Linked DNA regions of Mus musculus: region 1 is linked to region 2. Evidence: chromatin loops called from intact Hi-C (ENCODE). Cell type or tissue: heart. All regions are shown on one strand. Each heading gives the region's core, and the rest is flanking DNA. Links, peaks and the distances in the headings are about the cores only.

Region 1 (9,612 bases), core at 612-8,611, 71 kb after region 2:
ACTGGGTGTGGTGGCGCATGTCTTTAATCCCAGCGTTCAGGAGGCAGAGGCATGCTCATCTCTGTGAGTGCAAAGCCAGCCTGGGAAGGGAACAAATAAAAAGTTGATTTTAGGCCAAAAAGAGTTTGAGATAGCAAGCAAGCTTCTTAGGAAAGACTTCTCAGAAGTATCTTCCACGGCTTTTATGGAAGCAGCGGTGCAGCACAAGCGTGGACAGATGTGGTGGTGTGGCCGAGCCCACCCTGACCTTTCTGCCTCCCCTAGCTCTCACACATACACACACACACAAACAGGGGTTCTCAAGAGCTTGTTCCCTCTACCATGCTTCAAGATCTCATCCAAGAAGCAGGTTTCTGGAGCATGCCCCCTGGCTGCTCTCCGCCTACCCCATCTCTCTTGGGTAGTTCTTTTTCAGCAACCCCCTGCGGATCCTCAACATCCTTTTGCTGCTGGAGGGTGCCGTCATTGTCTACCAGCTGTACTCCTTAATGTCCTCAGAGAAGTGGCACCAGACCATCTCCCTGGCCCTCATCCTCTTCAGCAACTACTATGCCTTCTTCAAGCTGCTCCGGGACCGCCTGGTATTGGGCAAAGCCTACTCCTACTCAGCCAGCCCCCAGAGGGACCTGGACCACCGGTTCTCCTGAGTCCCAGGGTGATCCTCCAAACAACATCCGGGCTTCACCCAGGGGCTTCCTGGCCAAGGGCTCTTGGGGTTGGGGGGGAGGGATACAAAAAACAAAAACAAAAAACAACAAAAAAAAACCAACCCACCAGAGCTTTGTATTTTTGTTACGTACTGTTTCTTTCTTTGATAATTGATGTGGTAAGAAAAAAGTCTTATTTTTATACTCTGAACAAGCCTGTGTCCTGTGATTCTTTCTCTTGTTCCTGCCTTTCAGTCAGTCAGAGGTATAGGCATGTGATGGCTTCTGTGACGCTCCTTCTCAAGTGGCTGAGAGACTCGGGGAACCCCAGAGCCCACGGTGGCCATGGTGGCTGCTACTAAAAGAATGCAGTTGTGTACAGATGCAGCTGTGTTTATTACTGCAGGCCTTGCCAGCCCTATGAAGATGTGTGCTGTGTGTGTTCACTCCCACAGGTGGTAACATGGCTACAGAGTGCTAGAGCTGGGATTAAAAAAAGAGTCCTGGGGCTGGAGAGCTGGCTCAGCTGTTAAGAGCAGTGACTGCTCTTCCGAAAGGTCCTGAGCTCAAAACCCAGCAACCACATGGTGGCTCACAACCATCGGAAATGAGATTTGACGCCCTCTTCTGGTGTGTCTGAAGACAGCTACAGTGTACTTATATATTATATATTATAAATTTTAAAAAAATCCTCGCCGGGCAGTGGTGGCGCACACCTTTAATCCCAGCACTTGGGAGGCGGAGGCAGATGGATTTCTGAGTTTGAGGCCAGTCTGGTCTACAGAGTGAGTTCCAGGATAGCCAGGGCTACACAGAGAATCCCTGTCTCGAAAAAACCAAAAACAACAAAAAAAATTTTTTAAATCCTCTAAAAGGTGGTAACACTGTTGTCCTAGAAGAATATGACTTGATTCTCCCAGCATGTAGTCACTGCCACCCCGCCCTGTCCCAGATGATGGTGACAGGCCAGGATATTGCTACACTGGGGAGGGAATGCTGGCAAGATGGGTCAGAGGGTCAAGGCTCTTTGTACCAATCCCGACAACCCAAGTTCCATCCTTGGGACCAACACGGTAGAAGGGAAGACCTGACTGCTATAAGTTGTCCTTTAGCTTCTCTATACACACATATATTAAATAAATGTAACTTTACATACCTTTAGATTTATTTTATGTGTATGAGTGCTTTGCCTATATATGTATATGCTCCATATGTGTGCCTGGTGCCCTTGGAAGTTAAAAGAGGGTATTGAACCTGCTGAGATTGGAATTGCAAATGGTTTGTGATTCCCATCTGTTGGGAATCAAACCTGGTCCTCTGAAAGAGCAGCAGGTGCTCTGAATCGCTGAGCCAGCCCCAAAAAGGTAATTTTTACATTTTTATTTCTTTAAAAAAAGCACAATAGGGACCGTGTTGGAACTCTCGGTGCTTCCGAGATGACAGTTATGGTTGCTGGGGTCACTAGGCGGGCATGAGGAGGAAAGCCACCCGAGTGAGAGTGAAGCACCAAAGGGTTGCTTAACTCCAGTGTGTCAGGAGCCAGCTTCTGACCCTTGAAAGTGAAGAAAATTCCTGAGAGCAGGCAGTGGGAAATTGCTACAAGAAGAGCGATACAATGTATTTAGTTACCTTTCTGTTGATTTTTGTATTGGTCTTTTTCATATTTGTTTCCTTTCCAGAGCTCAGGACTAAATCCAGGGCCTTGTGTTATTTATTATATGTAAGTTATTATATGTAAGTTTAGCTGTCTTCAGACACACCAGAAGAGGGCATCAGATCTCACTTCTTTTTTTTTAAAGATTTATTTATTTATTATATGTAAGTACAGTGTAGCTGTCTTCAGACACACCAGAAGAGGGAGTCAGATCTCGTTACAGATGGTTTTGAGCCACCATGTGGTTGCTAGGATTTGAACTCCAGACCTTTGGAAGAGCAGTTGGGTGCTCTTACCCACTGAGCCATCTCACCAGCCCCAGATCTCATTTCTGATGAGAAATGCTAGTTTGTTTGCTTATTTATTTTGTGTGTGTAGTACATTTGGTTAATAGCACATGAGCAAAGATAGCATGCAATTTCAGAAGTTGGAGATCTCTGTACACCAGGGATTCCAAGGCACTTTCTCTTTTCTTCTTTTTCTTTTTGTTGTTTTTTGTTGTTTCTTGGGGGGAGGGTTGGTTTTGTTTTTGTTTTGTTTTTTCGAGACAAGGTTTCTCTGTGTAGCCCTGGCTGTCCTGGAACTCACTCTGTAGACCAGGCTGGCCTTGAACTCAGAAATCCGCCTGCCTCTGCTCTGCCCGGCTGCCACAAGCACTTTCAACTATTGGGCCATCTCTGGTCCTTTCTGTGGTTTGTTTGTTTTTTAAGAATTTATTTATTATATGTAAGTACATTGTAGCTTTAGACACCAGAAGAGAGCATCATATGTTACTACGGATGGTTGTGAGCCACCATGTGGTTGCTGGGATTTGAACTCAGGACCTCTTGAAGAGTAGTTAGTGCTCTTACCCCCTGAGCCATCTCACCAGCCCCGCTGTCTCTGGTTTTAAAGACAGATGGGGCAGAACGATTTTGGAGATAAGTGAGATAAGGAGGTTGATTATTGTGATAACAGTATTCCTTTTCCTCAAGTCATAGAATTTGACTTTTGAGTTGTTTCACTTTATCGGCCAGGCATTTGGTTAGAATTGGCAAGATTGGACGTAACCCCGGCTCTGTGTGTTGATGTGGAAGACTGGAATGCTATCATGCAAAATAAGGAGGTTAATAAGCATCAGCCCCAAATTCCTTGATTCAAAAGGCACGTGCTTCAAGGTCCTCATCACTAAAAAAGGGAGCTCATTGACCTGTTATTTATTTGTTTGCTTGTTTATTTGTTCATTTATTCATTCAATAGCTATAAGTCAGACACTGGAAGGTGGTGGTCATACTAGTCAGCAATATAGAACTGACCCTGTCATTAAAAGGTTACTGGGCTCTGCCCCTACCCCACCACACCCTTTTGCTGGAGAAACAAACTCCCTCTAGTGTGATAGCGCACACCTGTAACCTCAGCAGAGGGGAGGTGGAAGAAGGAGAATCTAGAGTTCAAGTCTAGGATATCTGAAACCCTGCCTCCCGTAAACAAACAACTGGTCTGGGAGCCTTTTACCTCAGCACTTGGGAGGCAGATAGGTGGATCGCTGTGAGTTTGAAGTCTTTCTGATTTATAAAGGTCCAGGCCAGCCAGAGATACATAGTAAAGATCCTGTCTCAAATGAACAAAAACAATATTCAAACCCCAGCTTAATCTCCACTCCTTTTCCTTATCTCCGGAGCCTTGAACGAATCACTTCCTCTCTCAAAATAATTATTTAGTTCAGGGTCTATACAGGCTTAATTATGAAGAATTTTTGGGAAAGAAGGTCTCGCCATAAAGAAGAAATAAAAACAGAAAGAGATTGGATCTCCAGGTCCAATCGTTCTGCCCCTTCTGCCTTTAAAACCACAGACAGCAAGGACCAGAGAGATGGCCCAGTGGTTTAAAGTGCTTGTGGCAACCGGGCGGTGGTGGCGCACGCCTTTAATTCCAGCACTTGGGAGACAGAAGCAGAGGCAGAGAGTTTGACACACTTTGTTTTGTACATATTCCTTCTAGTCTCCCTCCAGCCTCGGCTGTCTATTCCATCCCTAATTGCCATCTTTAGTGGCTGCGTTCTCTTTAAGCCCGCCCCTATCCTGATATCCCTTGGAGGGAAGGGGGCGTGAGGGTTAAGAACGCGTTTTAGCACGGTATAAAACGTTTGTCCCCGTCAGGCCGCCGTCCTGCAGGTCCGCCATATTGTCTGCCGAGGCTACCGCTGAAGCTACCGCTGCGGCCGCCGCCAAGTCCGAGCGAGCGGAGCCGCGATGGGTGAGTGAAGCGGCTCAGGAGATGGGTGTTCGGGCCGAGGTGTCGGGGAGCGGGGTCTGGCGAGGGCCTGTCTCTCGTCCGAAGCAGATGTCGGAAGCATCCAGAGAGGCATGGGAGGAGAAGGCAGATCGGGAGCGCCCCTCGGGCCAGTTTAGGGCTGGCGTAGGGCCGCCCGCACGGGGAGCAGCCCTGGGGGCTTGTTCCGCACTGCTAGCGTCCTGGGCTGTCCCCACGTGGTGGCCTCGGGTCAGAGCTCGCGCTTCCCGGGGTAAGCAGAGCCCTGCCCTCTCGCCCTGCGCCTGCCGTGGATCCGGGGGCCGGGCTCCGGGCTCCAGCAGCAGGCCTGGCCGCGGAGAGCCTGCTTCCTCGGGCTTTTGGACGCCGGGCTTCTGAACCAAGTGAAGTCCTAGCTGCCTACGTAGAGGGTAGAGTCCTCTGGAGAGGAGACCCAGGGCAGGCCAGCTCCGGCCCGGTAACCAAGGGCCGGCCGGGTCCAGCAGAGCTTGGGCCTTTGAAGGCCAGGAAAATGTCCCAGTCGGCGCAGGAATGGGGTGGTTCGGCTAGACTCAGTGACAGCCTTCGCAGTGGTAGAGAGACCAAAGCCAAGACTTCTTGGCACAGACAGGTCAGGGACTTACTGTTTCTGGGCCAACTCTGGTTAGGAGAAAAAGAGAGACCTGTTGATCTTTTTTAAAGAGCATTCCGGATACGAAAGCCGTTGCTCAAAAGAATACGATGATGGTCTTCGAATTCAGAAGTGAAACCAGTATTGGTAATTTGTTGGCATCAGTAAAGTGAAAAACTTTAAATTTGCCAATCTGTACGTGCAGACGTTATTGTCAGTGCTTAACGTGTCTTGTTTAACCTAATTGCAATCTAGTGGGATAGGTGCTGCTGTTATTCCTGTTTTGCAGATGGGGAAACTGAGGCTTAGAGTGGTAAAGTAACTTATCCAAGGTCACGCGGTGATTAAACCAGGGTGATCACTCCAGAGCCCTAGGAATTAACTGGTGCCTTTTATGGGCTGGCCCTCTAGTGGTGGGATGAGAGAGAGGGGGGACAGTTTTAACCCTGCGTAAAGTTGGGAAGTTGTGTTTTGATATGGGTCCAGTTTGAAATCTTTAGTCTGAATGAAAGTGGAAAAGTTTAGAGTGAATTGCTGACCTCCGCCTATTGTAAAGAGTAGTGCATTTCTAAAGTTTGCTATAATCTCTAATTCTGAGGAAACAGAAAAGACTTTCTCTGCCAGTGATTTCAGAATCAGATCTGGCCTGCCACTTCCCACCTCTCATCCAGTTTTCAAACAAAACTGTGCATAGAGAAGGCGTCTAACACACTGCAACAAGCCCTACGTTCCTCCATTTCTGAGCCTTCACATCTCTAGGAAGGGAGTATGTGTAACCTAGCAAGAACTCTGCAAACAATGTAACAGCATTCTTCCCACCCTGAATACAGCGAGCGGTTCTTTTCCCTAAAGCACTCTACACTTCCAGATCCTCTGGAAAGTATAGATTGATTCTGGGAGGTAACTGGAGCCCTAGAGGGAAAGGCATCGTCTGTGAGACGTTTTTTTAGAGATTGAGAAACAGGCTTGAAGGAGCTAACATAGCTGATGAGAGTCAGCCAGGAACGACATTCTTTCACATTTTACTTCACAGCAGCCTCTAAGATTTAAGGCATTAGATGGGTGGTGGCGCACGCCTTTAATCCCAGCACTTGGGGAGCAGAGGCAGGCGGATTTCTGAGTTTGAGGCCAGCCTGGTCTACAGAGTGAGTTCCAGGACAGCCAGGGCAACACAGAGAAACCCTGTGTCAAAAAACCAAAACAAGCAAACAAAAAAGTTCTTCAGTGCAAGAATGAGACATGAAAGAATTTTTAGTATGTAGAGGTAGGTGACTTTTCAGCTAACTTCAGTGACCAGTCTAATATAAGGATATATTTAATCACAGTGTGTAGTCCTCGGTAGTTTGAGGAATCCCTTTAGCAACAGTAAATTGATGCTTTGAGAAGATAGGTAACTAGTGCAAGGCTAGCAATCTAGGCCCGTTGGGTACTGGTTATAATAGAGCCAGCCTTCCCTCCCAGAGGCCCGTGTATGTCACTGCCTCTCCTGTGTTCCCTTCCAGGACCTATCCTTTATACTGTTTGCCTGTGTTGGCCATGCAACTTTTTTTTTTTTTGGTTTTTCGAGACAGGGTTTCTGTGTAGCCCTGGCTGTCCTGGAACTCACTCTGTAGACCAGGCTAGCCTCGAACTCAGAAATCCACCTGCCTCTGCCTCCCAAGTGCTGGGATTAAAGGTGTGTGCCACCACTGCCCGGGTGATGCAACTATTCTTGACCATCTCTAGCAAAGACCTCGACCTGATGAATTCTAGTGGGTACTGGCTGTCTTAACAAAATTTCCACTATCTCTCCAAATCCAGGGAGTCTTGGTTAGTGAAACTTCAAACCAGTCCTTGTTGTAATCCATTGTCCTAGGCAATGTTGATTTTAGGCTACTTAGATCTAGATCTGAAGGTTCTGGAGCTTCTGGAAGAGTTATTTATTTATTATTTATAAAGTTTTATTTTATGTGTATATATGAGTACACTGTAGCTGTCTTCAGACACACCAGAAGAGGGCATCAGATCCTATTACAGATGGTTGTGAGCCCCCATGTGGTTGCTGGGAATTGAACTCAGGACCTCTGGAAGAGCAGTTGGTGCTCTTAACCACTGAGCCATCTCTCTAGCCCTTTTGTTTTCTTGTTGTTGTTTTTTAGTTGTCTGGGTATTGAACCCAGGCAAAATCATAGAATGGTCTTGAATAGTCATGTACCATATAACAACTTTTCTGTGAAGAGTACATTGCGGTTATGATGAAATGCATAGGATTATAAAGCCGGAACTTGTCTAGAGAACGTGTAGCTGAAGAAGCTCTTAGTGTGGTTTGTTGTTGTTGTTCTTGTTGTTTTTTTTTAGACAGGGTTTCTCTGTGTAGCCCTGGCTGTCCTGAAACTCACGCTGTAGACCAGGCTGGCCTCGAACTCAGAAATCTGCCTGCCTCTGCCTCCATACACTTAATAAATTGAACTGGAGATATGCTTAGTGGTTAAGACACCAGTTGCTCTTTAAACTGGGGTTTGATTCACAACTGTAACTGCAGACCTAGGGTGTCTGACACCTTTAATCCCAGGACTCAGAGGCACAGGCAGGTGGATCTCTGAGTTCAAGGCCAGCCTGGTCTACAGAGTGAGTTTCATTCTGGACAGCTAAGACTACAAAGAGAAACGCTGTCTTGAAAAAGAAACAAGAAGCCTTTTTTAAAAACTGAGTGTTTTGCCTGTGTGTACATGTGTGCACACTGTGTGGCTGATGCCTGCAGAGGCCAGCAGGGGACTCCAGATCCCCCAGACCTGAAGTCTGGATAGTTCTAAGCAGCAATGTAAGTATTTGGAAGTAAACCCAGGTCTTTTTCAGAGTTATTCTAAACCACTAAGCCATCTCTGCAACAGCTACAAGGTTTATTTGTTTTATGTACATGTAAGAATGCTTGGATATATGTCTATGTAGCACATGTGTGCTTGCTGTCCACGGAAGCCTGAAGAAGGTATCAGATCCTCTGGAATTGGAGCTGAGATAGTTGTTGGGAACTGAACTAGCTGCTTTGCAAATGCTATAAGCACTGAACTATCTCTCCAGCTGAAAAAGTCAGAAAAAATATCATTTTTCTTCTCTCTCTCTCTCCCTCTCCCTCTCCCTCTCCCTCCCCCCCCCCCCAGATGTCTTGGGCTTTTTAGAAGCAGGACCTTACTCTATAGCACCAGTGACCTGGAACTTTCTACCTCAGCTTCCTCTGAGCTAGAATTACAGGCAGGCTCCACCACACTTGGCTGAAAAACTACAACATTTTTGGGACTAAAGAGAAGGCTCAGGGGCTTAACTGAGTGCTGACTGCTCTTCCGAAGGTCCCGAGTTCAAATCCCAGCAACCACATGGTGGCTCACACCCATCCCTAATGAAATTTGATGCCCTCTTATAGAGTGTCTGAAGACAGCTACAGTGTACTAACATATAATAAATAAATAAAGCTTTAAAAAAAGAGAGAGAGACGGGGCTGGTGAGATGGCTCAGTGGGTAAGAGCACCTGGCTGCTCTTCCGAAGGTCCTGAGTTCAAATCCCAGCAACCACATGGTGGCTCACAACCACCCGTAATCTGATGCCCCCTCTTCAGGTGCATCTGAAGACAGCTACAGTGTACTTACATATAATAAATAAATTAATTAAAAACAAACAAACAAACAAACTAGGTTTAAAAAAAAGAGAGAGAAGGCTCAGTAGTTAAGAGCATTTATTACTGTACAGGATCTAAGTTCAGTTCCCAGCGCCCACATCAAGCAGTTACAGCAGCCTGTAACTACATTACATCTGCAGGCATCTGTGATCACACACACATGCACGTATAGGTACAGACGTATACAAATAAAAACGTTTTAGAGGTTTTGTTTTGTTTGTTTGTTTGTTTGTTTTAGATTTATTTATTTATTATATGTAAGTACACTGTAGCTGTCTGCAGACACTTCAGAAGAGGGCATCAGATCTCATTACAGATGGTTGTGAGCCACCATGTGGTTGCTGGGATTTGAACTCCGGACCTTTGGAAGAGCAGTCGGGTGCTCTTACCCACTGAGCCATCTCACCAGCTCCATTGATTTTTTTAAAAAAAGGTTTATTTATTTATTATATATAAGTACACTGTAGCTGTCTCAGACACACCAGAAGAGGGCATCCATCAGATCCCATTACAGATGGTTGTGAGCCACCATGTGATTGCTGGGATTTGAACTGAGGACCTCTGGAAGAACAATCAGTGCTCTTAACCGCTGAGCCATCTCTCCAGCCCCATTTTTTTTGTTTTTTTTGTTTTTTGTTTTTTTTAGTTTTATTTTCAGTCTGAAGAGATGGCTCTGGCTGTGGTTAAGAGCACTTGTTTCTGCAGAGGACCCAGATTCAACTCACAGCCACCCATAATTTTAGTTCCAGTGGATCCAACACCGTCTTCTGACCCCCAAGGGCACCAGGCATATATGTAGTT
Region 2 (9,003 bases), core at 198-8,197:
ATCCTGAGACTAAAGATGTGTATCACAAACCCTAGCTAAAACTTTTTTTTTCCTAGACAAGGTTTCTCTGTATAATCCTGGCTGTCCTGGAACTCACTCTGTAGACCAGGCTAGCCTCGAACTCTGAAATCTGCCTGCCTCTGCCTCCCGAGTGCTGGGATCAAAGGTGTGCGCCACCACTGCCCGGCTCCAGCAAAACTTTTTTAAAAGAAAAGTTCATGCAGAACATAGTACACTGGGGTCTTTACACAATACGATTCTGTGGGGTTTGCTTTTTAGGTTTCTGATTGGCTCTAAGAAACTCAAGGTCTAATATAAAAATGAATTGGGCCAATCATTAAGGGTCCCTAGCTGGAAAAACCAAAAAAAAAAAAAAAAAAAAAAAAAAAGATTAAGGGTTCCTTACATTGTGGTGGAGTAGCATGGTGGTTTGAATAGGAATTGCCCCCATAGACTCCTGTGTTGAAATGGTTAATCACTAGGGAAAGGTACTATTAGGAGGTGTGGCCCTGTTAGAGGAAGTGTGTCCCTGGGGATGGGCTTTGAAGTTTCAGATGTTCAAGCCAGGCCCAGTGGTACCCTCTCTTTCTTCTATGATGCTAATGAGCTATACCTCTAAACCAGAAGCTGGCCCACATTTAATGGTTTTCTTTATAAGTATTGCCACTGTCATAGTGTCTCTTCAGAGCAATAGAAACCCTAAGACAAGCGACTACGACGGTTAGAGGATGAACAGATATCCTCAGAGTAAATGATTTGGGTGGAAGAATTTGGGGGTTCCTAGAAGACAGGGTAAAAGGTCAGGGGGTGACTCATGCATATAATCCCAGCACTCAGGAAACAGAGGTAGGAAGGCAAGTTCATGGCCAGGGTAAACATATGGCTTAGTGGTATACAGTACTCACTGCTCTTCCAGAGCACCTGAGTTCTTTTCCTAGTATGCACTTTGGGCAGCTTACAATCTCTTGTGACTCCAGCTCCAGGGGGTTCCTAATGAAGACATCCTCTTTTGGTTTCATTGGTGCCAGCACACATGTGGTGTCCACTCACGCAGAGAGACAGTCACACTCACACACACACACACACACATACACTCCAACAGACACACAGACACAGATACTGATAAAATTTTTAAGTTTTGCTTAGATTTTTATCTTTGTGTGTGTATGTGTGTGGGATCCAATGCCCTATTCTGGTGTGTCTGAAGGCAGGGACACTGTACTCATATACATAAAATAAATAAATACATCTTACAAAAGAGAGAGAGAGAGAGTCAGGATCATCTTTGGCAACATAGTGCATTGTAGGTCAGTCTGAGAAAAATGAAACCCTGTTTAGAAAAACAAGTGTGTAATAATTAATAATAAATCTTTGTGTGGGGAAGTCTCCCTTCCTGTGGTAAAAGTTCCTGTCAGAGCTTCCTGGGCAGATAACTGATGAATTCTTTCTTTTTCTTTTTAAGATTTATTTTATTTATATGAGTACACTGTAGCTGGGAATTGAACTCAGGACTCTGCTCGCTCCAGCCTAAAAATTTATGATTATGTGTAAGTACACTGTAGCTGTCTTTAGACACACCAGGAGAGGGTGTCAGATCTCATTACCAATGTTTGTGAGCCACCATGTAGTTACTGGGATTTGAACTCAGGACTTTCGGAAGAGCAGTCGGTGCTCTTAACTGCTGAGCCAGTTCTCCAGCCCCACTAGTGAATTCTTTTTTGTTTGTTTGTTTTTGTTTTTCGAGACAGGGTTTCTCTGTGTAGCTCTGGCTGTCCTGGAACTCACTCTGTAGACCAGGCTGGCCTCGAACTCAGAAATCTGCCTGCCTCTGCCTCCCAAGTGCTGGGATTAAAGGCGTGTGCCACCATGCCCGGCTCACTAGTGAGTTCTTATTGAAAGCCCTGTCTTTGGGCAGATAAGGGAAATTCAGAAAACTTTAACCTGATTGCCTATTGGTAATGAATACATCAAGGCGAGATATTGGGGGATGGCCTTTTTGCAATTCTTTCTTTGGCTAGCTTTGATAAGTGATTCAAGCACAAATGCTAGACACAAGTAGTTAGGTGACTAGAAAAGAGATACAAATTTACAAATTAACATTTTAGACATCTTTTTCATGTGGCTATGATGGCACATGCTTTTAATCCTAGAACTCTAGAGGCAGAAGCAGAGGGGCAGAGAGAGAGAGGCAGAGGGAGAGGGAGAGAGAGAGGGAGAGGGGAAGAGGGAGAGAGGGAAAGGGAGAGGGGGGAGAGGGAGGGAGAGGGAGGGAGAGGGAGGGAGAGGGGGAGGCAGAGGCAGAGGGAGGAGGAGGAGCAGAGGGGCAGAGAGAGGCAGAGAGAGGCAGAGAGAGGCAGAGAGAGGCAGAGAGGCAGAGGCAGAGTGGCAATGCAGAGAGAGCAGAGGGGCAGAGGGGTAGAGGCTGGTCTGGTCTACAAATCAAGTTCCAGGCTAGCCAGGGATACATAGTAAGAACTCTACCTCAAAAACAATAGCTAAACAAATCCAAAATCAAAACCAAAAAAGCCAAACAAACAAAAACCCAACCTTTTCAGTAATTTGACATCTTTTTTTGGTGGGGGGGGTTGAGACAGGGTTTCTCTGTGTAGCCCTGGCCGTCCTGGAACTCACTTTGTAGACCTGGCTGGCCTCCAACTCAGAATCCGCCTGTCTCTGCCTCCCTAGTGCTGGGATTGGCTACTTATAAAAATTTTAAGTTATGTTTAGATCTTTATTTTTGTGTGTGTATGTGTACATTTTGTTTCATGGCACATGTGTAGATCTGAGGACAACTTTTGAGAGTCAGTTTTTTCCTCCCACTGTGTAGTCTTGGAGATCGACTCAGATCTTCAGGCCTGAAGATGATTTAACCAGCTCAGACATCTTGACATCTCAGCCTCAGACTTTTTTTTTTTTTTTTAAAAACTTCTCTTTTTTATTTTTTATTTATTATATGTAAGTACACTGTAGCTGTCTTCAGACACTCCAGAAGAGGGAGTGTCAGATCTTGTTACAGATGGTTGTGAACCACTATGTGGTTGCTGGGATTTGAACTCTGGATCTTCGGAAGAGCAGTCGGGTGCTCTTACCCACTGAGCCATCTCACCAGCCCAGCCTCAGACTTTTAATGGGATTTAATTTGGGTTCCATCTGCATACAGTACCCTAGGATGAAGAGATCTTAGAGACTGTGCCCTGGTCCTTACAGCAGTACTATCTGTCTCATGGTGATTTATGTCTTGTTATTCCAGTATTCTGAAGATTAAGACTGAGTTGTTTTGAGTTCAAAGCCACTCTGGGTTAGAGAGTGAGTCACTGACTCTGCAGTGAAAACACGTGTTAAGGAAAAATGAAAGTATTTGTCTTTTTGAAAGAGTGCAGGGGGATCCCTTGTGAAGGACCAGCATTCAGAGCAGGAGTACTAGGAGCTCTGAGAACTAGGCAGCCAACATGGGCTAAGGACTGGCCCTGGAGTCACCGTTTTACAGAATAAACAGAAGGTGGCAACAAAACAATTCAGTCTAACAGGTGCTAGGACTGCAGTTTGTCAGAGACCTAATATAAGATGCTTCTTAGTTTGTTTTTGGGGGACAGGGTGGCCTGTCCTAGGTGGCCTGTAGCTGTGCTGTGTATGTAGGCCAGACTTGTCTCAAACATGAGGTAATTCTGTGGCTTTTCCTCCTCAGCGCTAGGATGCATAACCACCTCATCCCCTTAGTATGGCTGGACATGAAGGCCTCTATGTGCAAGTAGAGGTCAGAAAACTTGGGAGAGCTGGTTCTCTCCTATTTTGGGCCTGGGGCTAGAACTCAGGTTGATAATAGTCCCCTCCACCCCCAACGAAATAAGCTAATTCAAGAATAATTTTTTTTAAAAAGGCATATCTATTTGGAAATGGGTTCCCGGGTGAGTCCACCAGCCTCAGAGGTCGGGGGCAGAGTATGGCTGGTACTTTTTTGATAGATTGTAGGCGAAGAAAATGACAAGTCTACCACAAGCTGGGCTTGTGCCCAGGTATGGTCATCTAGGGTGGGGCTTGGGTGGCTGGTGACTAAAGATGAGGATTAGTACAGTCAGGAATTCAGGACTGGATTTTTTGGCGCCTTTTTGTGTTCTGAGGCTTTCTGAGTAGGCGGGGTTGGAAGGAGAGAGAGAGAGAAAATTTGGAATTTACCGGGGATGAGTGGGTGGGGAACAAGCCAACAAGCCGGGGACTCCAAAAACAGGTGATAAGCAGCATTACCAGTTGACCCGACCCCAAATGCATCTTTTAATAATTCTCTCACTAGTTTTGAACCTGCTCTAATGGAAATCTTGCCGACTGACTTCCTGGATGCCCTACTTGGGTATGGAGGGAGCCCTTTTCTTCCGGTCTTTGCGTCTCTGACTGACCCCTTCGACTCCTTCTGAGTTTCAGTTCTGCAACACACAGCATTCCCCATTCCTGGCTTCCCTTTCGCACACTCATCACTTATCTCTGGGTCAGCCTCCTCCCTCCCACCACGCCCGCCCGCATCCCCATCTTCCCATCCCGTTCGCTCGCGCAGTCTTTCCCTCTCTTCCGGCTTCACTTGGCTCTAACCCTCGCGTCCCCCTCTCTCCAGAAGCGTTCTTTTCATTTCCCGGTTGGAGGGGCGGCCCCCGATTCCACTCCGGGGCACCGCTCCCTCGGGGACCTCCCCAGGCTCGGCCGTTGAAGGAGGCGTGGCGCACGAATAACAGGTCTCCTGCCGCACACTCCGCGGGCCCGAGCGCAGACAAAGACATTCCACGGCGCCCGCCCCCTCCGCGCACTCCGCCCGGGGGAGGGGGAGGGGAGACACGTGTACCGCTAGCGCCGGGTCACGTGGAAAAGAAAAAGAAATGAAGGAAGGCGGCGGGCGCCCGCGCAGGCGCCCTAAGCTCGGAGCCCAAGCGGGGAGGCGACGTCTTCAGTCGGCGCAGGCGCCGTGGTCCAACTGGGGACTTTGTTCTCCGCGGAGAAACTCAAGGGCGGTGCCGGTAGGCGCCTGCGCACGCGCGCCGCCTCATTTCCGGTGCTCTCTCGCTGGGTCGCTCGGGTCGGCTTCGGTCGCTGTCGCTCCTGTTCTTCCACCCCCGCCAACCGCCGCTCGGGCCTCAGCTGCCGCCGCGTCGCTTCCTCGCTCGTTCGCTCGCCACCCATCATCCCCGATGCAGCGCCGGGACGATCCTGCCTCGCGCCTCACCCGGTCCTCGGGCCGCAGCTGCTCCAAGGACCCGTCAGGTGCCCACCCCTCGGTGCGTCTGACCCCGTCTCGGCCGTCGCCGCTTCCTCACCGGCCCCGGGGAGGGGGAGGTGGGCCCAGAGGAGGCGCTCGGGCCTCGCCCGCCACCCAGCCGCCGCCGCTGCTGCCTCCCTCCACCCCTGGTCCCGACGCGACGGTGGTGGGTTCCGCGCCGACCCCGCTGCTGCCCCCGTCAGCCACAGCCGCGGTCAAGATGGAGCCGGAGAATAAGTACCTGCCTGAACTCATGGCCGAGAAGGACTCGCTCGACCCGTCCTTCACTCACGCCATGCAGCTGCTGTCCGTAGGTAAGCGGTTCTTGGCGGGTCCTCTGGGTCTCCCGGTCCTGACTGTGGGTGGCCGCCGCTTTGTTCTTGCTCCCACCCCCTCGGAGCCCGGGCATCGAGAGTTGTCATCTCGACCTGGCCTTCGAGATTCTGCACCCACAGTCCCACCCGGGCTCAGGGTGTAAGGGAAGATTTCTGAGCCACGGACGAGGCCCGAAGAGGACTCGCGATCTCAGAGCGCGGAGAGCTTGATGGATAGTACCGTGCTCCCGCCCCCTTCTCCTCCCGTAGTAGTTGCCCCGCGCGCCAAGGGCCGGCTCTTAACAGAAATGAACCTATTTCTCCCCGCTTTCCCAAAGAGGAAACATTTGGGGGGGGGAATCGCGGGTGATGGAGACCTGGGGTGTAAGGTAGAGATAGCCGGAATGCCGGTCCCGCACAGCGCATCTACGGAGCGGGGCGGGATTTAGCGGGAACTCGGGTTTAAGTTCATTAGAGGTCGGGGCGACGAGAGAATCCGTGAGCTTGAGGTTTTCTCAAGCCAAGCTTTCCATTTCGGCCTGTCGAGTAAGAATTGCTGCAGACCCGGATGGTTTCTCTGTTTTATTTTGAAATGTGTTTCTGAAGTTATGCAAAAGTGTGTGTGTGTGTGGGGGGGGGGTTGTGATAGCCCAGGAGACCGTAGAAAGAAATGATAGAGGGAGGTAAGGGGCGGCAGGCAGGTTCTTTTGCGTGAGATGAACGAGAAATTGGTCTTTTTGTTTTAGTTTTTGCTGGAGTAGAGATAGTTTAAGAATGGTAGTCTTTGTTCTCTGATTGTAGACTATGGAGCTCTCTTCTCCGGACTTGAGCGACTTAGATATTTTTCCTTATTCAAACCGCCGCCTGTTGTTAGACATGGTTTTAGTATTTTTTATGATATCGAATTTTTTTTTTTTTTTGATTTTGGTTTTTCGATACAGGGTTTCTGTATAGCCCTGGCTGTCTTGGAACTCACTTTGTAGACCAGGCTGGCCTCGAACTCAGAAATTCGCCTGCCTCTGCCTCCCGAGTGCTGGGATTAAAGGCGTGCGCCACCACTGCCCGGCTGATATCTAATTTTTATTAAGCATCTAATACCCACAGTCTGTCCTACTGGTTGAATAGTTGGACTGTTGAGGGGCTGATGGAACCTTGTCACCAGACAAAAACTGGGAAGGTTGAGCGGATTCAGAAACCCTACTCTGAACCTGGAACACTTGACCAAGACACCCCATGAGTCAGTCACACGGGGTGTTAAACCCCCCCCCCAACACCTGAAGGCCCTCCCTCCACATGCAGATGTAGCATCCCTAACTTCTCCGACCAAGCCAATAGAAAGCATCTGCTTTTAGATCCCACCCCACCCCAAAATGTATATTAGACCCTAGCCACAAGGAATAAAGGTTATTTCATCAAAGACTGCCTGAGAGCTTCAGAATTCTCCCCCCTCTCCTTTGGAGAGCAATGCTCCAGAGCCCCCAGATCTCCTCTGATAGCGTCCAGTACACAGAGCATTGCACTCTGGCCAGAACGATATCGTGGACAGTTCATTGTGAAAGAGCACTATCTAATGGAGAGACAAATCAGCCTTTAAGAGCACTGTCTGCTCTTCCACAGGGGTTCAGTTCCCAGCACCCACATCAGAAGGCTTTCAGACACCTGTAACTTCAGTACTGGGGGATCCTGTTTTTGTTTTCTTTGGTGGTTTTTTTTTTTTTTTTTTTTTTTTTTTGGTTTCTCTGTATAGCCCTGGCTGTCCTGGAACTCACTTTGTAGACCAGGCTGGCCTCGAACTCAGAAATCCGCCTGCCTCTGCCTCCCAAGTGCTGGGATTAAAGGCGTGCACCACCACGCCCGGCTGTTTTCTTTGTTTTTTTTTGTTGTTGTTGTTTTTTCGAGACAGGGTTTCTCTGTATAGACCTGGCTGTCCTGGAACTCATTTTGTTGACCAGGCTGGCCTCTGCCTCCCAAGTGCTGTGATTAAAGGCATGCACCACCACCACCGGCCTGATGTTATCTTATGTCCTACACAGGTACTCAAAATACAAAGCTGAAAAGAAATAAAAGGAATATACCATTTTCCCTTCATCTGCTCTCTGTTTCCCAGCATTGTTGAAGGGGATTTACCGTTTGTATAATGCAAAAAGGTCACGGATCTACAATGACTTAAAGACCTGCTTTTCTTTCCAGTCAAATATGAAAACAGCAAATAAGGGCCTTTGAAGCACAGTAAACAAAACCTGTGGTCAGTGAATAGAAACATCAACTCTGTGCATGTCAGCTTGGTACCTCTATTCTGTAATACTTGGGCTCTTACGTTTCTGTTCTTTTGTTCTGACAACTTAGTAAAATTTTGATTTTTTTTTTTCCTTTTTTTTCTTTTTTAAAAAAAAAAAGGTCTCAAGTAGCTGAGGCTGGGTACTCTCTGTATAGCCACTGGTGACCTTGAATTTGTGGTCCATTTCCTCGAGGGTTTGGGAAGTGAGCCCCACCACACTCAGTTTGTGCAATGCCTAGGATCAGACATAGTACTCTACTAACTGATTTACAATTTGGGTCATTATTTTTTATATTTTTTTCATACTGGCTTGCAAATAGCAAACACCTGTGTTTGATTGGCACTTCGAATAAGTACCTGCAGACTGAAGAATACCATTATGGTAGAGGTTGACTTGCTAATCTTATTTTTATTTCCTCAAATCTTTACAACCTGTCAGATTAATTGCTGAAGAGTTATGTCAATTTTAAGATGTTAACTTTGGAGAGTGACCCTTAGTGACTTGGTCCTGTGAAATTGACTAAGACTGCGGTGTCATCTCTAAAGTAGTGAGTGTGAGGTCTGTTATATGTAAAATCAGCCAGGTTCCTTTGACCTGTACTCACTAGATAAAATGTCACCATGGTTTTCTTTTGGTATAATTCCTATATATATAAGGCATAATGTGGCCTTTCTGACATCAAGTACGGTGATCATTCTCTTTTTAACGGATTTTTGGGGTTCACAAAAATAGTTTCTTTTTTTCTTTTTCTTTTTTTTTTGACCTAGCTTTATTTTATTTTATTTATTTATTTGTTTTTGTTTTTGTTTTTTTTTTTTTGTTTTTTTTTTTTTTTTGAGACAGGGTTTCTCTGTGTAGCCCGGGCTGTCCTGGAACTCACTTTGTAGACCAGGCTGGCCTCGAACTCAGAAATTCGCCTGCCTCTGCCTCCCAAGTGCCGAGATTAAAGGCGTGCACTACCACGCCAGGCAAAAATACTGTTTCTTAAATGTTTCTTTTAGCTCTGCAGTCAGAGTTTAACTTTGGTGTGGTTACTAAGAGAAAACACTTTAAAGTTGGGTCTTTTTTGCTTTTGCCTTATTTAAATTTATTAATTATTTTCTATGTGCATTGGTGTTTTGCCTGCATGTCTGACTGTGAGGTTGTCACATCCCCTGGTCATGGAGTTAAA

Evidence for each region. A loop is a pair of places that touch in the nucleus more often than their neighbours do. Peaks named below come from ENCODE experiments on the same cell type or tissue, not always from the same donor. Only the 100,000 strongest peaks of a DNase experiment are listed, where the experiment ranks them.
Region 1: it touches region 2 in a loop (4-fold over the local background); 2 of 42 quality-filtered maps call a loop at or near these places.

The regions. Positions count from the first base shown.
Region 1 is chr4:129,667,601-129,677,212 of GRCm38, reverse strand. It overlaps Kpna6 (karyopherin (importin) alpha 6), which reads left to right and starts at 4,446. Exons shown (of 14, transcript NM_008468.4): 1 at 4,446-4,536. The coding sequence starts at 4,533. It overlaps Tmem39b (transmembrane protein 39b), which reads left to right. Exons shown (of 9, transcript NM_199305.2): 9 at 405-861. The coding sequence ends at 647. In heart, for the core only: CTCF peaks have their summits at 4,253, 5,573 and 7,914 (motif pointing right); DNase peaks (open chromatin) are centred at 4,432 and 5,552; H3K4me3 peaks cover 2,606 bases; H3K27ac peaks cover 1,999 bases.
Region 2 is chr4:129,738,329-129,747,331 of GRCm38, reverse strand. It overlaps Khdrbs1 (KH domain containing, RNA binding, signal transduction associated 1), which reads left to right and starts at 5,029. Exons shown (of 9, transcript NM_011317.4): 1 at 5,029-5,553. The coding sequence starts at 5,172. In heart, for the core only: no CTCF peak of the experiment used is centred there; DNase peaks (open chromatin) are centred at 4,871 and 5,691; H3K4me3 peaks cover 4,243 bases; H3K27ac peaks cover 3,227 bases.